2 separate regions of the Homo sapiens genome follow, and region 2 is linked to region 1. Evidence: chromatin loops called from intact Hi-C (ENCODE). Cell type or tissue: PC-3. All regions are shown on one strand.

Region 1 (8,000 bases):
CAGTCCCTATTGCTAAAAAGGTTGGGGACTGCTGCTCTAGTGTGCTCACCTTCTGATCTGTCTGATGTAACTTCTTGGGATTATTTGACTTATTTCTCTAGAGCTTGTGATTCCTATTAAGAGAACTTTAGATCTTAAGATTCAAGTTAAACATTTTTGGTGACAATATTTCACAAGAGTTGCTGTACACTCGGCCGGATGTGGTGGCTCATGCCAGGTGGGCAGATCACTTGAGGCCAGGAGTTCAAGACCAGCTTGGCCAACATGGCAAAATCCTGTCTCTACTAAAACTACAAAAATTAGTTGGGCATGGTGGCACGCACCTGTAATCCCAGCTACTTAGAAGGCTGCAGCATGAGAATCGCTTGAACCTGGGAGGTGGAGGTTGCAGTGAGCCAAGATCGCACCACTGCACTCCAGACCTGGGTGACAAGAGTGAGACTCTATCTCAAAAAATAAAAGTTAAAAAATCAAAAAGAAGAGCTGCTGTACACTTCACAGTTATCATAATAAAGTCCTAAGGGCACATGTCTCGCCACCCTATTATTAGTGATACAAGGATGGATCACTGACAGCTGGGTCTTCCCATTCTACAGGTACATTTGTTCCTTTGTGACTAACAAGTTATCTATGAGTTAGCTTTGGTATCATGTAAAAGGGGTAAAATGTAAATTTTTTTTAAATAAGCATTTCAATTTAATACTTTTAGTTCAAATTGATGATCCTTGCCAGAATCAATTATTTCAACATCACTCTCATTATCAGCTTTATCATTACTTTATTAACTATAATAGTGTACTTTTGAAGAATACATTCTCTGGAAGAATAATACATTTACTATGTAGCATAGCTCAAGAAGAGCTGTATTTTTTTTTTTTTTTGAGATGGAGTTTCGCTCTTGTCGCCCAGGCTGGAGTGCAGTGGCACAATCTTGGCTCATTGCAACTTCCGTCTCCTGGGTTCAAGCGATTCTTTTGCCTCAGTCTCCCAAGGAGCTGGAATTACAGAAGCATGCCACCACACCGGGCTAATTTTGTAATTTTAGTAGAGACAGGGATTCACCATGTTCATCAGGCTGGTCTTGAACTCCTGACCTCAGGTAATCCACCCGCCTCCGCCTCCCAAAGTGCTGGGATTACAGGCCTGAGCCACCACGCCCAGCCTAAGAAGTGCTATATTTCATCAACGGGATGAACTACAGTATCTCTGAAAGAGGAAGGAAAAGTACTTACTTCTTTCCTTATAACTTCTAATTTTCGGAAAAGTTGGTCACTTCCATAGGTGACAAAGGAGTTTTTCAGTGGTTGGTGATAGATTTTGTTCTGATGACTTTTCCTTGATTATCTCTATTGATTCATGGATTTTTATGTACAGTAATATATATTTTCTATTCAATATTTTTTAATGCTCACTGAAAATGATATTTAAATAGTGGTTGTCTAAGTTCCAAACATAGTGTTCTTTTACTGTATCATCATTACTGTTGGAGACTCAAACCTCTAAGTCTGACTCTCACCCATAAAATGTCTCACAATTGGAAAATTCCACAGAAGATGGAAGCATCATCTTGTTATTTAGCTAAAGTTTGAATATTATTTTTAAGGCTTGCAAAGGTGAAAACAGGAAGAAGATGTAGGATATGGCTCTGTGTTTTTAAATCCTAGCTCTAAATAGCCTAAGCATCAGTGATTCTTCAAAAACTGGAAAAGTAAAACACAGATCCATGAAGCAATTAGTCATAACCGCAAACAAACACACAACTAGAATTAAGAGTCTTTGGGCAACACAGCATGACAGTTAAGAATCATTTCTTACATTTGAGATCTTAAGATAATACATTTAGGGAGCTTCAGATTGAGTGCTCATCTTAATTGTTTACCCTTTATAAATAAATCAAAATTTCAAAAAGCATCTTAAAGAAGGGACTTCATAAGTAAATGTCTGGTTATTATAAGAACTCGGTAATTCGGAATAATTTGTATGTTTGCAGAGGCCAACAGGAGGAATGGGAGGTATAAATTACTGGAAAAGCTGATTGGAGCATTTAAAGAAAGAATGAAACTAGGTGTATCTTTAAAATATGCCAAGTATATTGTCTCATTTTTATTATATACTATCAATTAACATCATTATTATATTAAACTATTAATTTATTTAACCAACTTGTCTTTCCTCGAAAATCCATTTAATCCTCTTACCATATAAAAATTAACTTTAGATCAATCTATGTTGATTAGCATAATTTACAATTGAATAGAATCTAAGTTAGTGAGTTTTAACTATGTTTTCATTATTGAAGGACAATACAATTTAGAATGCATATCACAGTATTTTAGAAGCCTAAAACAGTTCTCATGATAGCTAAAAATTCACTGATAAGCCATATTTTAAGTCTGTATATGTTATGCAATTTCTAAAATTTTAAACTAACTTTGTATGTTTTCAAATGTTTGTTTAACATGTATTACAAGTGAGTTCTTCCTGAAAAAAATTAACATGTTTCTTTTACATATTAATCACATTTCCTCAAACCTCAGAGTTCTGACCATCTTAATAAGTATTTACCTTCAAAATGAGATTTAGAATAAGTACATTTTCAAACCATTGTCATTGCTTTGCCTACATATGCAAATCACTGTCAATTCCTGCAACAATTTAGAGGCTTCAACAAAACCTCACCTTGAGTTAAGAACAGAACAATAAATATATGACTGTATCAAAATAGAACATATATACTGAAAAATATATATCTATTGCATATCAATAAAAACAATGAAAAAAGCAACAAAGGAGCAATAAAAATATTTTTAGAACACTGATATAGGGATTTTGGCTAGTATAGAGTTTTTAATTTAGTCTTAGACACAAAATTTTATTATAATCATAATTTCTGAACAGCACAAATTGCAATGTACCTTCTCCGATTTCACTGAACCAATCAAAAGAATTATTTCAGGCTGGGCAAGGTGGCTCACACCTGCAATCCTAGCACCTTGGGAGGCCCAGGTGGAAGGATCTCCTGAGCTCAGGAGGTTGAGATTGCAGTGAGCCGTGATCGTGCCAGTGCACTCCAGCTTGGGTGACAGAGTGAGAGCCAACCTTAAAAATAAATAAATAAATAAAATAGCAGAGGTTTTTGAAAAAAGCACTAAGAAAGCACAATCTAAACCAGCCTGGGCAACATGGCAAAACCTCATCTTTACAAAAAATACAAAAAAATTATCCGGGTGTGGTGGTATATGCCTGTAGTCTCAGCTACCCGGGAGGCTGAGGTGGGAGGATCACCTAAGTCTTGGGGGTCGAGGCTGCAGTGAGCTGTGATTGTGCCATTGTGCCCTGAGCAGCAGAGTGAGACCCTGTCTCAGAAGAAAAAAAAAATTATTTCAAACAGACCTTTATGCCTTTAATACCCCTGCTATCCCACAGTAATAAATACTTTATCATTCTTTTAGTCTGGGCATTTAAAAAAATAAACAAATAAATATTCTGACTTTATTTAGCTTCAGAGATTCTCCAGAACATTACATAAAGATACAAGCTCTTCCAAAATAATGTCTTTTTTTTAAAGTCTAGGATTCATTTCTCTTTAAGAAAAGTAACAAGAAATTCGCCAAAGTGGGCCCGGTGCGGTGGCTCACACCTGTAATACCAGTACTTTGGGAGGCTGTGGCAGAACTGCTTGAAGCCAGGAGTTCAAGACCAGCCTGGGCAACATAGTGTGGCCACGTCTTTATAAAAAAAAATTTTTTTAATTAGTCAGCTGTGGTGGTGCACGCCTACAGTCCCAGCTTCTTAGGAGGCCAAAGTGGGAGGATCACTTGAGCTTAAGAATTCAAGGCTGCAGTGAGCTATGATCGCACCACTGCACCCTTGCCTGAGTGACAGAGTGAAACCTGGTTTCCAAAAAAATTTTTCTTTTATTTTGAAGAAAAAGTTTCTTCTACAATTCATAGCTTCACTAAGATGAACGTGTTATTTTTTCCCTATGAAAAACAAGGCTGAATATTTCTATGTCTGTAGTAATTCCTAAAAGAGTTGGAAAGATTCTCTGAAAGGAGGTCGTTAGACACCCAACGGAGCAAAATATGATTCCCATAGACAGGATTCCAGTATCTAGAATCTTTAAAAAATGTGATCAAAGCCAAAACCAAGAAAATCACTTGAAATTTGTTCACTAAGATGCCCTAACTTCTTTAAATTCCCAGGGAAAGGCAGCAGATGAGATAATGTCTACAGATAAAAGGGACAAAAGCACATTCTGTCGATGGCTATGATTCAGAGATGGTCTGAGGAGCCTACTTCCTACCAAGACCACCATTTGCTTAACCTGTTGCTCCTGGGGCTTTGGGAGGCTCTTCCCCCAACACCGGTGAAATCATAGGGAAAGGTGTGCTTGAGAAACAGATAAAGGAAACAGCAGAGGTTTTTGAAAAAAAAGCACCACAAAAGCGCAATCTAAAATAGGAAATATTCCTGATGTCTCACAAAACAGTAACCTTATTTAGGAGTTGGGGGTTGAATGCAGAACCCATATCCTCAATATTAGTTTGAGCTGGAATATTAACCAGGGGGACTTTTAGAAACAGGTAAGATAAATTAAAAACTGAATTATGTCCTAATATCAGGATTCTGTACAACAGTATGAAACACCAAACAAGGAGATATAATAAGTTTCTTTTTTCTCTTTGGGAAGTATGAAAAGACAGAAAGCAAAAGATTTATCTATTCATGATTCTTTTTCTTTGCACCAAGTTGGGTCCAGTTTCTTGATTTCCATGTAAAATATCAAGTTGTAATTACCAACTTTCCGGAGCTCAAAGGAAGATTCAAACTGGTGTCCAGCTGCCAGGAGGAGGACCGCATAATTAATTCCTGACTGTAGTGTTGGCTCAGATTCAAATGCCTTTTTGAACCTATAAAAAACCACAAATGTACAAGTTAACTTTCTCAATCATGAAACCCTGGGTGTGTAATAGCTTCTGTTTGTATAACTCCAATGCCTGAGCAAGTAAAAATATTGCACTGGCCTTCACCCCAGAATCTGGTGTGCTATTAGGACTTAACGCTTCAGAAACTGCTTATCTTTGTCCACAGCTCTGTTGCTTTCCCCCGCTTAGCTCACCCTCAACCTACCTAGTAACCCTAGTCTTTAAAAAAATCCTCTCTTCAACCATCTACCAGAAATATGTGAATGTGAAAATTTAGTTACAAGGGCATTTGTTACAAGATGAAAAATTACTCTAAATATCCAATAATATTATACAGTATGATATGGAATAACATATATTCCAAATGTTAGAAAGCTATGTAGTCATTTATGTTGTAGAAGCATGTTAAAAGTCAGAAGAAAACTAGTGTTTCCAAGTAAAATGTAGTCGTCTACTTGGAAGCCATCATTCAGGGTGTGTGTGTGTGTGTGTGTGTGTGTGTGTGTGTGTACAATAAACATTTAAAAATGAGAACCCCGCACATATTTTTTAAAGTAGTTTTTACAAACTCTTAAAAATATACAGAGCACTGAGGATAGGTAACACACTGAAATGATCAATTCCATAAGAATGATATAAAAATGAAATAAACTGTCAATTATAGGATGAAATTAAGAAAAGCAGAGATGTAGAGTATGTCTCTACATACTAATTTTGGCTCAGAGAGTTATAAAAAGACTTTTCTGAATATGCATAAAACCGAGTATCAACCTTTGAAAATACTTCAATATTTAAAAGGACTTCAGTGTTTGAATATTTACTTTATTTTCAAGGTAATACTTCCTAGGATACTTTTAAGGGTTTCCTCACATGCATCATTAAACGGGCAACGATATTCAATATAATTTCACTTAGGTATATGTAAAACGAGAAAAATAAAATAAATGCCCTAGTGACTAAGAGGAACTGCCTGAGGCCAATGCATGAAAAATGAAACTTTTATTTTTAAAAAAATCATGCTGAAGAAAATATAAGAACTAAATATCTAACAAATGACCATTTGATGACACCAAAAAAAAAGGTTATGTGGGAAGAAATACATTATAATTCCAAGATAAAAGCATTCTCACCTAAGTCATAACTGTGTAAATAAAAGACAGGAATAGTAAACATAGTGATAGGCACAATAGTGTATATTGTAGGCACAATAAATGTATATTCTTGGCTTTTATATATACTCAAAATTTTCCATAATTTAAAATAAATTAAACATCAAATGAAAACAAAAAATATATTTTTCTGAATATTGAGGACCATGTCTCTTTTTTAAATGTCTTGCTCTTTAATTAGAACAAGCATCTCTGAATGGAAGCAAAAATAACTATGAATCTTAACTAGTTGGCTCTGATAGTTATGTACCTATGGAATATGAAAAAAGGTACCACTGCATCACCATAGGTGATTAAAAAGCATTTTTTAATGTTTCCAGAAGTATACATGTTTCCATTCTAAAATGAAAAAAGTATATACACCTAGACTACAGATATTCGAAACTATATCAAGGCAAGTCACAACTTACAGGTCTTAGACTAACATAAGTCTCAAAGTTCTTTGTCTTTGTTCAGAGGCAAGTATAATGTCCCAACAAAAAAGGATTTAGGAGAAGAAAGAAGTAGACACTTCCCTTTCTACCAATTCATATCAAGATACGTAATATTTTTCATTAAATACATTATGGCATTTTCCCTGAAACCAAAGAACATGAAATGTCTCTTAAAGATATGAAAAGGAAGATGCAAAAATGAAGACATATCGAAATGAATCAATAAATATTGGCTGAATATCTCCTATGTGCCAAAACCAACCTAAATGAATATTTGGGTTTATATCTGTTTTTCTGTTACCACAAACAATATATATTTTTGTATTTTAAATGAAAAGATAAACACCAATAAAATTAATAATTCACATTTTTCTTGAGCTCCCCTCAATCCATGAGACTAAATTGAGTACTGTATTGAGGAAAAAGTCTTAATGTTTTCTGGAGATTAAAAGAGCATGTAGGTATATTACGAAAGAAATAAAATCCTGGCATATATCATTAGTATACCACTGCAGGAAGTGGGAATTCTCCCATACTGTAAAAGCAAAGAAGTACAGTATTCTTGGCAGAAATTTGCCAATATCAAAACTATAGAATTTTTGTTTGTTTGTTTCTTTGAGATGGACTTTCACTCTTGTTGCCTAGGCTGGAGCGCAGTGACACGATCTCAGCTCACAGGAACCTCTGCCTCCAGGGGTCAAGCGATTCTCCTGCCTCAGCCTCCCGAGTAGCTCGGATTACAGGCATGCACCACCATGCCCGAATAATTTTTTTGTATTTTTTTTTTTTTTTAGTAGAGATGGGGTTTTGCCATGTGAGTCAGGCTGGTCTCGAACTCCAGACCTCAGGTGATCCGCCCACCTCGGCCTCCCAAAGTGCTGGGATTACAGGTGTAAGCCACTGCACTCGGCCAACTATAGAAATTTTTTAAAACTATGTATAACTCTTAACAATTATACATTTACAAATTTATACCAAGAAAAAACATTAAACATGTAATCAGAAGTTTCATTACAAGGGCATTTGTTACAAGATGAAAAATTACCCTAAATTTCCAATAATACTATAAAGTATAACATGGAATAAAATATTATACAAATGTTGGGAACCTACATAGCCATTTGTATTGTGGACAAATATTAAATGTGAGGGGGAAAGCTTGTGTTTCCAAGTAAGATGTAGTCGTCTACTTGGGAGCCATTACTTCTGCTTCAGTAATTAGGGGGAAATAAGAATACATATCAAAAACACATTTTTGCAGACACTGGAGATCTATGGAAGCAACAAAAAAAATCACTGAAATAAACTCCAAAGAGGGAAGTGGCCTTCCAAGATGAGCTGAATTGCTGTTGTCTTTCATGGGGCATTTGCTGATTCTGACCCTGAGATTAGGCTTGGGCTTGGCATGGGCAGAGAAACTCTGTCTATTTTAAACTTTACCAAGAAAAAGAGAAACTAGTGGATTTCTT
Region 2 (8,000 bases), 46 kb after region 1:
AAAAAGCAAAACAAGAAACTATCAGATGGGCTGTCTGGGCCTCCTAGGCCTTGCTGAGAAGGAGAAACACCCCCGTACCCTTTCTGCACACTGCTAAAACAAGCTGAGCAGACTCAGGGAGAGTAATCCAACAAAAGTGTCATAGAGCCGTGACACAGAGTCTTTAAAGATAGATAGGAAACAAAGTACTTTTGTGTTTACATGTTATGCCTACATAAAAGCTCAAGCTTTAAAAGAAAAAAATCTCAATAATCTTAAAAAAAAAACCTAGAAAATCATCCTTTTGCAGAACATATGAAATCTGTGGATAGACTGAGAGAGGAAAGTACCAGATGACAAGTCAAAGAATATAGGGCTTATCCTTGCCCCGACACTAGCTGTGTGTGTTCCCCAAACAAGTCATCACGCGTCTCATTTCTCTTCTGTAAAGAAAATATCTTCTGGCCAGGAGCGTTGGCTCATGCCTGTAATCACAGCACTTTGGGAGGCAGAGGCAGGCAGATCACTGGAGCCCAGGAGTTTGAGACCAGCCTGGGAAACACGGCAAAACCCCATCTCTACAAAAAAATACAAAAATTAGCCAGGTGTAGCAGCATGTGCCTATACACCCAGCTACTCAGGAGGTCGAGATGGGAGGATTGCTTGAACCTGGGAGGTGGAGGTTGCACTGAGCCAAAATGGCACTACTGCACCCCAGGCTGGGTGGACAAAGTCAGACCTCTCAAAAAAAAAAAGAAAGAAAGAAAGAAAGAAAAAAGAAAAAGAAAATACCTTCTATCTCTCCAATCCAAATAATATCTAACTTGTCTGTCTCGTTGGGTTCTATGTAAAGGCCAAATGGAGTAAGTTAATGAAATTACTTGCAGTACTTTAAAGCTATTTATAGGAGGAGGTATTAATAAACCAAAGCAAACAACTCCAACTCAATTCCTGCACTGCCAGGTCTAGAGACCTTTTACACCTCTGTTATTCATGACGGGGGCTAAGAACACATCCTTCTCTTGCATATGAACACCTATCAATTAAAACAACCTGTACCAAAAATCAGGTTAAATTATATCAAAGCTGGAAAGTAATCCTAAAAGGAATTCTAGCCTCTCTTTTCCCTATTAATTTCTTTTCATATTTAAATAAGTATATCTTGGTGGAAGAACTCTGCCGTAAGTAGGTATCTGTCTCTAAACTGGCTGGAATGCTGATGAATGACATTTTATACATAAAGCATTTAATAGAGCTTTTTTTTTTTTTTTTGAGACAGGGTCTCACTCTGTCACTCTATCACCCAGGCTGGAGTGCAGTGACATGATCTCAGCTCACTGCAACCTCAACCTCCCCAGGCTCAGGCAATTCTCCTACCTCAGCCTCCTAAGTAGCTGGGACTACAGGCACGTACCACCATGACCAGCTAATTTTTGTAGAAACTGGGTCTCACTATGCTGACCAGGCTGGTCTTGAACTCCTGGGCTTAGGTGATCCACCTGCCTCAGCCTCCCAAAGTGCTGGGATTACAGCTGTGCCCGGCCTAACAGAGCTTCTTAACACAAACTTCACTTTATACTGTGTTGCTATTATAATTAACTTCTTCTTCTTTTTAACCAGTTGTTTCTTTCAGCAACACCTAATTGGGTCACATTATTCAAGTGCATGTATTACTTTTCTTAAACTGTATTGTTAAAGTTGGAGGTATAGTGAATTTTTCTACAGTAAATCATACTTTACACATTGATATGGTTTGGCTGTGTCCCCACCCAAATCTCAACTCGAATTGTAGCTCCCATGATTCCCACATGTTGTGGGAGGGACCTGGTGGGAGATAACTGAATTACGGGGGTGGTTTCCCCCATACTGTTCTCGTGGTAGTGAATAAGTCTCACGAGGTCTGATGATTTTATAAGGGGTTTCCCCTTCCACCTGGCTCATTCTATCTTGTCTGCTGCCATGTAAGATGTGCCTTTCACCTTCTGCCATGATTGTGAGGCCTCCCCAGCCACATAGAACTGTGAGTCCATTAAACCTCTTTTTCTTTATAAATTACCCAGTCTCAGGTATGTCTTTATCAGCAGCATGAAAATGAACTAATACACACACATATTTCAGTAATAGTTTCAAAGATATATTCTAAAAAGGCCCAAAGAGGGTGATGGGTTACAATGCCAAAAAGATCAACTTCCACAGAAAGAGTCATTTATATAGCATAAGTGAAAATAAAGATAATTCAGCAAGGCTTGCCCCACTCCTTCCTCTGTGTGCAGAAGTAGTCCTTCTTACTCTTTAAGGGTATTCAAAATCATAGGCCTACGACCAGAGTCACTACAAATGAGAAAAATAGCTGGTGCCCACAGTCATATAATGGCATTGTGCATCGCCTCTTAGACAAAATGGTAACAAGAGATTCAAAACAGTGGGCAAGGAGTGAGGGTGGTTAAAGAGGTATCAGGAAGGAGAAAGCAAGGGCATATTTTACCCAGTCTATACATAATTCCTTAGAAGGTATACTATTGCTAATTGACATCCAAGAAAGCTGAATTCTCCAGTCTTGAGTCCCTTTAATAACCTCAGGGATTCTACAATTGGGAAGTCAACTCCTGCTAAATAAATCATTCATCTAGCTTGTCAATTCAAGATCTTCAGAGAAAACCTTCATAAAGCAGTGTTACATGAATTGCTTATTTGCTCCTCCCCACAAATTACCTCTTTCCTTCCCCAATTTGAGATGGAATGATTATAGCTTAGATGAAAGTTAGATCATTTCTGAATAAATAAAATAAAGGAACAAGATTGTCTCTACCAAATGAAAAGAAGTGTAAGGGATAGCAACGTTGAACCAGGAAGAGTAGAGTCCCAGGGTTTTTAAATCAACAGCTGGTTATAAAGTAAGCTAGAGACTTTCAGAGATGTCCAGAGGCAGCACTATTAAAAAGGGGTAGGGCCAATGTTTCCAGTTCACAAATTGTGAGACCACTTTATAGGATCATATTTTCCAAGGATGTTTTTAAAAAACATTTACTGAGTGTGTACTTTGTACCACTAACAAGTTGATGATTTTTAAAATGCTGAAAAGAATCCAGCAAAAATTCTTTGTTAAACTAAAAGAATCCTAAACCTTTGAAAAATAAAAATTTTAATTCCATGCACAACTCAAGCTAAAACCAAATTCATCTTATTTACTTTGATAAGGGAGGCAAAACTTTAACAAAAGGAAGTACTGTTTTTTGTTTGTAAAAACAAAAAGATAAAATGTTTTTATGGGTTTAAGAACACTCTGGAATCCGAGTAGATTCTCCAAATACAGGTAAGAATTCAATTTAAGTGTGAGGTATTTGTAACAAATTACCAGGTGTCCTCACCAATTTACAAACTGGTATAATCATCAAAATTTACACATGGACATCACTGCTATTTTCAAAACTATAACCATTTGCTTCAAATGGATATGAATGAGTGCCAGAAAGACAAGACTCCGTGTTTAAGTTCTAAAGGAGATTGAGTCCCTCAGTGCCTGCAGATAAAAGATCATGGGTCTAGGTATCACAGAACTGCTCAAATGAGCAGTAGTTTTCAACGTTCATTTATGTTGTACCATATGTCAAAATTTCCTTCCTTTTTAAGATTGAATAATATTCCATTATATGTATATACCACATGTTGTTCAGCCAATGATCTGTTGATAAATATGTGGGTTGCTTCCACCTTTTGGCTACTAAGAATAATGCTACCATGAACATGGGTATATAAACACCTCTTCAAGATCCCGCTTTCAGTTCTTTTGGGTATATATCCAGAAGTGGAATTGCTGGATCATGTGGTAATTTTATTTTTAATGTTTTGGGGAGCTGCCGTATTATTAAAATTTGCTGATTTTTAAGGGCTAATTTAGTGAAATGTTACAAATTTTGGTTTGTGCACCTAAGATTTCATGCTAGCCAGATCCCAATCTAGAAAATAATAGATGCACTGAGGCAGAGTAAGGGTTTCAAGCATCACATATGTGTGTTCTGTATACAGTGAGATAGTGAAGGAGTAAGCGTGTAGACAGGTTGCCACAGAGAATAGTCTATTAATGAAAATCCCATCCATAAAGTAACTTTTCAGCCAATGGTTAAAGATAAAAATACAACTAAATTTTTTGAACAAGAAATAATCTAACATAATCATTACGTTTCAACACAAACTGCATCACCACTAACTGATGTGCCTACCAACCTATCAAGAAACATTACTTCTATAATGGATAAAATGAGAACAAAGTCTGTTTGAGTGCAGAAAGGGAAATATCCAAATATCTGAAGCTTTCTAACCACAGCCAGAACATAGAAAAAAGACACTAAAAATATTTTGGGATTCCAGTGTCCAAAATGCATATACGTTATCCTGGTGGATACAAAAAATAAAAGAATATAGCAACCTTTTCCTTTTTTAAAAAAGGTTAATTATTAAATATTTCAAGTATATAAAAAGTACAAAAATTAGCACTCATAATCTACCACCTAGATTTAGAACTATAACATTACAGATACAGTTGAAGACTCTCATCTTCCCTTCCCAATTTTATTCCATTCCTATCCCCTAAGAGGTAACTATTCTGAATGTTGTTTATAATTCCATGCACATGTCTATCCTTTTATAACACAAGTGTGTATAAAAGCATCCTCTTGCACTGACAATATTTTATATAGATGGTATGATACTGTACACAAGTAATTTTTTTACCCCAACACTGTTGTTTTGAGATATATTGATATTGACGTCTGAAGCACTAACTGATTTGTTTTAAGTGCTCTATAATATTCCATTAAATGATTATAGCTGGCTGGGCATGGTGGTTCACACCTGTAATCCCAGCACTTTGGGAGGCCAACGGGGGCGGATTGCTTGAGATCAGGAGTTTGATATCAGCCTGGCCAACATGGCGAAACCCCGTCTCTACTAAAATACAAAAATCAGCTGGGCGTGGTGGCGGGAGCCTGTAATCCCAGCTACTAGGGAGGCTGAGACAGGAGAATTGCTTGAACCCAGGAGGTGGAGGTTGCAGTGAGCCGGGATAGCACCACTGCACTCCAGCCCGGGTGACAAAGCAAGATCGTCTCAAAAAAAAAAAAAAAAAAAAAAAAAAAAAAAAAAAAAAATTACAGCTGAAGGTATCTATTAATTCTCCATTTCCTTGGGAGGAGGAGCTATTATAAACATGTTAACATAAACATTCTTGATTATATCTCCTTATGCATGCAAGAGACTTTTTTTACAGTATACATTTAGGGTTGGAATGACTAAGTCTTGGTGATATGCTCATTTGATATTATTAAATATTCCCAAATTGCGCTTCAGAAGGTAGTATCTCTCCCACCAGCAGTGTGTAGGTTTCCCACTCTCCACAATCTGGCCATCTGTAGTATAAGAGCTTTTAATTCTCAACTATCTGGCACGTGCAGTCATGTTTCATCCTGTTGTTTTGCTTCCTTTAAAAGTAGCATTGTTTAAAGTGAGTGGGGAGTGGCCCAGAACATAGAGGAGCTGAGGAAGGGAGTGGAGGAAAGGATCACAAGAAGATAAGCTGAGAGCTGGTGTTATAAAGGAATTTCTAGTGATAAGAGATGGTTCATTAAAACAACTTCCTCACTCTACACAAAACAGGTTCATTTCTCCTAAGTCATCAGAGGTGTTTAATGCATCTGCACCACAGCTCATTGACCAGGAGTGTCCAGACTTACTCACCACTTACTGAGAGACCCCAAGTGGAAGTATGATCATTTCATAATGCATGAAATAAATCAGAAAATAATTGTTACTAGCATTTCTTATTTTAAACCAATGTAAATATTGGCACAGATATTCTCTCAATAAACATTAGTAGGCACGAGAGAAATTCTCATGAGACTTAAAGAAAATTGTAAAAAATAAAAGTGTTGTTACAATGCTAAAGAAAATAAAAAGAATTGGCCAGGCACAGTGGCTCACGCCTGTGATCCCAGCACTTTGGGGGGCCGAGGTGGGCAGATTACTTGAGGTCAGGAGTTCAAGACCAGCCTGGCCAACATGGTGAAACCCCATCTCTACTAAAAATATAAAAATTAGCCAGGCATGGTGGCACGTGCCTATAATCCCAGCTACTCTGGAGGCGGAGGTTGCAGTGAGCTGAGATTGCTCCATTGCACTAAAAAAGCAAAAAAAAAAAGAAAAAATCAACTTCCTTCTCTCAAAGTGTAATGATCATCTTCTCTTGAAAAAAATACTAAAATTTTTCATTCTTAGTACAACAAAATAGTACTTGTGATTTAAAACAATGGATATAAATCTTATTACAATTAAATGCTATGACTAGATTCTAAATATCCTTTCAAATGATACTTCAGACATAGATTTTTAAAGTACTTTCATAGCTCCCATTACTTTTCCAGGAGCTTAAATTAAAACAAAAAAAAATTTTTTTCTACGATTTCTTCCTGAGAATTTGCCACCAAAGAGAAACTGCAGTCTTCAACAAAGAGCAGCAGATTAAAATAAAACTTGTGCAGCTGTACTTTCTAGATGGCCAAAGAATCAACCTAAGTGAAACTAAACATATGACAAGAATAGCATTCTAAAACTGTCTTTGCCCTGTGAAAACAGAGAAATGCTTTGTTTTTATTTCACTTGGCTAATCCTTACATGATATATTATTTTAAATATCTCTTGTTCTGCTTCTTTCATGGCAGTTTTCCTATCTGTTGGTCAATGGCAGGAATAAGGGTTACATCTTTAACTAATTGACCAGAAATGAATAAAACTAAAAATACACACACACACCAACTCTTTTCGGTAGCATAGGACCTGAGGAACTTTCAGGACTCAGAGGAAATTGCTAGACTGCCAAATATGCTTCCTATCCCAGATATTTCTGTCCTCTGCAACCAGACACATGACCTACCAGGCTAGGAATAGTCTAAATAAGAAAACAGCAAAAGTTTAAGTTAATAGAAAGGAGAAGGGAAAAGAAAAAAAGAAGGATGTTACCTAGGAAAACTCAGGAGGCATAGCTGATAGGCTTTTCTAAATGAACACACTCAGCAGGAATATATGATATAATTTTAACTAGAAGTAACTAACAATAATGCTTAGCAGTCAAGGGCAACAGGCTTTGGAGTCAGGCAGTCGTAATCCCAAATTTTCCTAGCTATATCACCTTAGGCAAATGATTGAATTTCTTTGAGCTTCGGTTTGTGATACTAAAAAAATGCTAATAGAAAATACATCTTACAGAGCTCTTTTAAGAATTATTATTATTATTATTCTTTGTTTTGTGATTTTTTTGAGACAGGGTCTTGCTGTGTCGCCCAGGCTGGAGTGCAGTGGTGTGATCTCAGCTTACTGCAACCTCTGCCTCCTGGGTTCAAGAGATTCTCATGCCTCCCAAGTAGCTGGGATTACAGGCATGTGCTGCCACACCTGGCTAATTTTTGTATTTAGTAGAGACAAGGTTTCACCACGTTGGCCAGGCTGGTCTTGAACTCCTGGCCTCAAGTGATCCAACTGCCTCAGCTCCGCAAAGTGCTGGGATTACCACACCCAGCCTCTCCTTTAAGAATTTGAAAATGTATGCAGATAAAGCACTTGGTACCTAGCACATAGTGAATACTCAATAAGAAGCAGATAATATGTACAAGATAAATGAGCACAGTTTAGACATCATTAGCCTTTTTAAGGAACTACTTCAATCAAATGCCAATAACACTCCTAGACAAAGGCTAGCTTAAAACAATAAGCCAGTTTATTTGTCCCGGACATATGTGTGGTAAGATTAGCTTTATCTCTTTCTCTCAAATGTAAGTTTGCTTCATTTAAAAATACTTCCCTAGGAAAGAATGGGCACAAAATTAAACCACCAGATACTAGCAGGAGCAAGAGCAAAAAAATGTAGAAAGTAAAAAATCTCCAACATAATAGGGCCTGCTTAAATAAACTTAATCTATCTAGGTGATCTAGGTGTGGCAGCTCACACCTATAATCCCAACCCTTTGGGAGGC

The links. A loop is a pair of places that touch in the nucleus more often than their neighbours do. Peaks named below come from ENCODE experiments on the same cell type or tissue, not always from the same donor. Only the 100,000 strongest peaks of a DNase experiment are listed, where the experiment ranks them.
Region 2: it touches region 1 in a loop (1.9-fold over the local background); 4 of 110 quality-filtered maps call a loop at or near these places.

What each region holds. Positions count from the first base shown.
Region 1 is chr6:136,664,483-136,672,482 of GRCh38, forward strand. It overlaps MAP3K5 (mitogen-activated protein kinase kinase kinase 5), which reads right to left. Exons shown (of 30, transcript NM_005923.4): 8 at 4,801-4,913. Among named protein-coding and RNA genes, the nearest start is that of MAP3K5-AS1, 39 kb to the left of the region's middle. In PC-3, no CTCF peak of the experiment used is centred here; a DNase peak (open chromatin) is centred at 4,929; H3K4me3 peaks cover 482 bases; H3K27ac peaks cover 1,083 bases.
Region 2 is chr6:136,710,941-136,718,940 of GRCh38, forward strand. The region is part of intron 2 of MAP3K5 (mitogen-activated protein kinase kinase kinase 5); the gene reads right to left. Among named protein-coding and RNA genes, the nearest start is that of MAP3K5-AS2, 69 kb to the right of the region's middle. In PC-3, no CTCF peak of the experiment used is centred here; no DNase peak of the experiment used is centred here.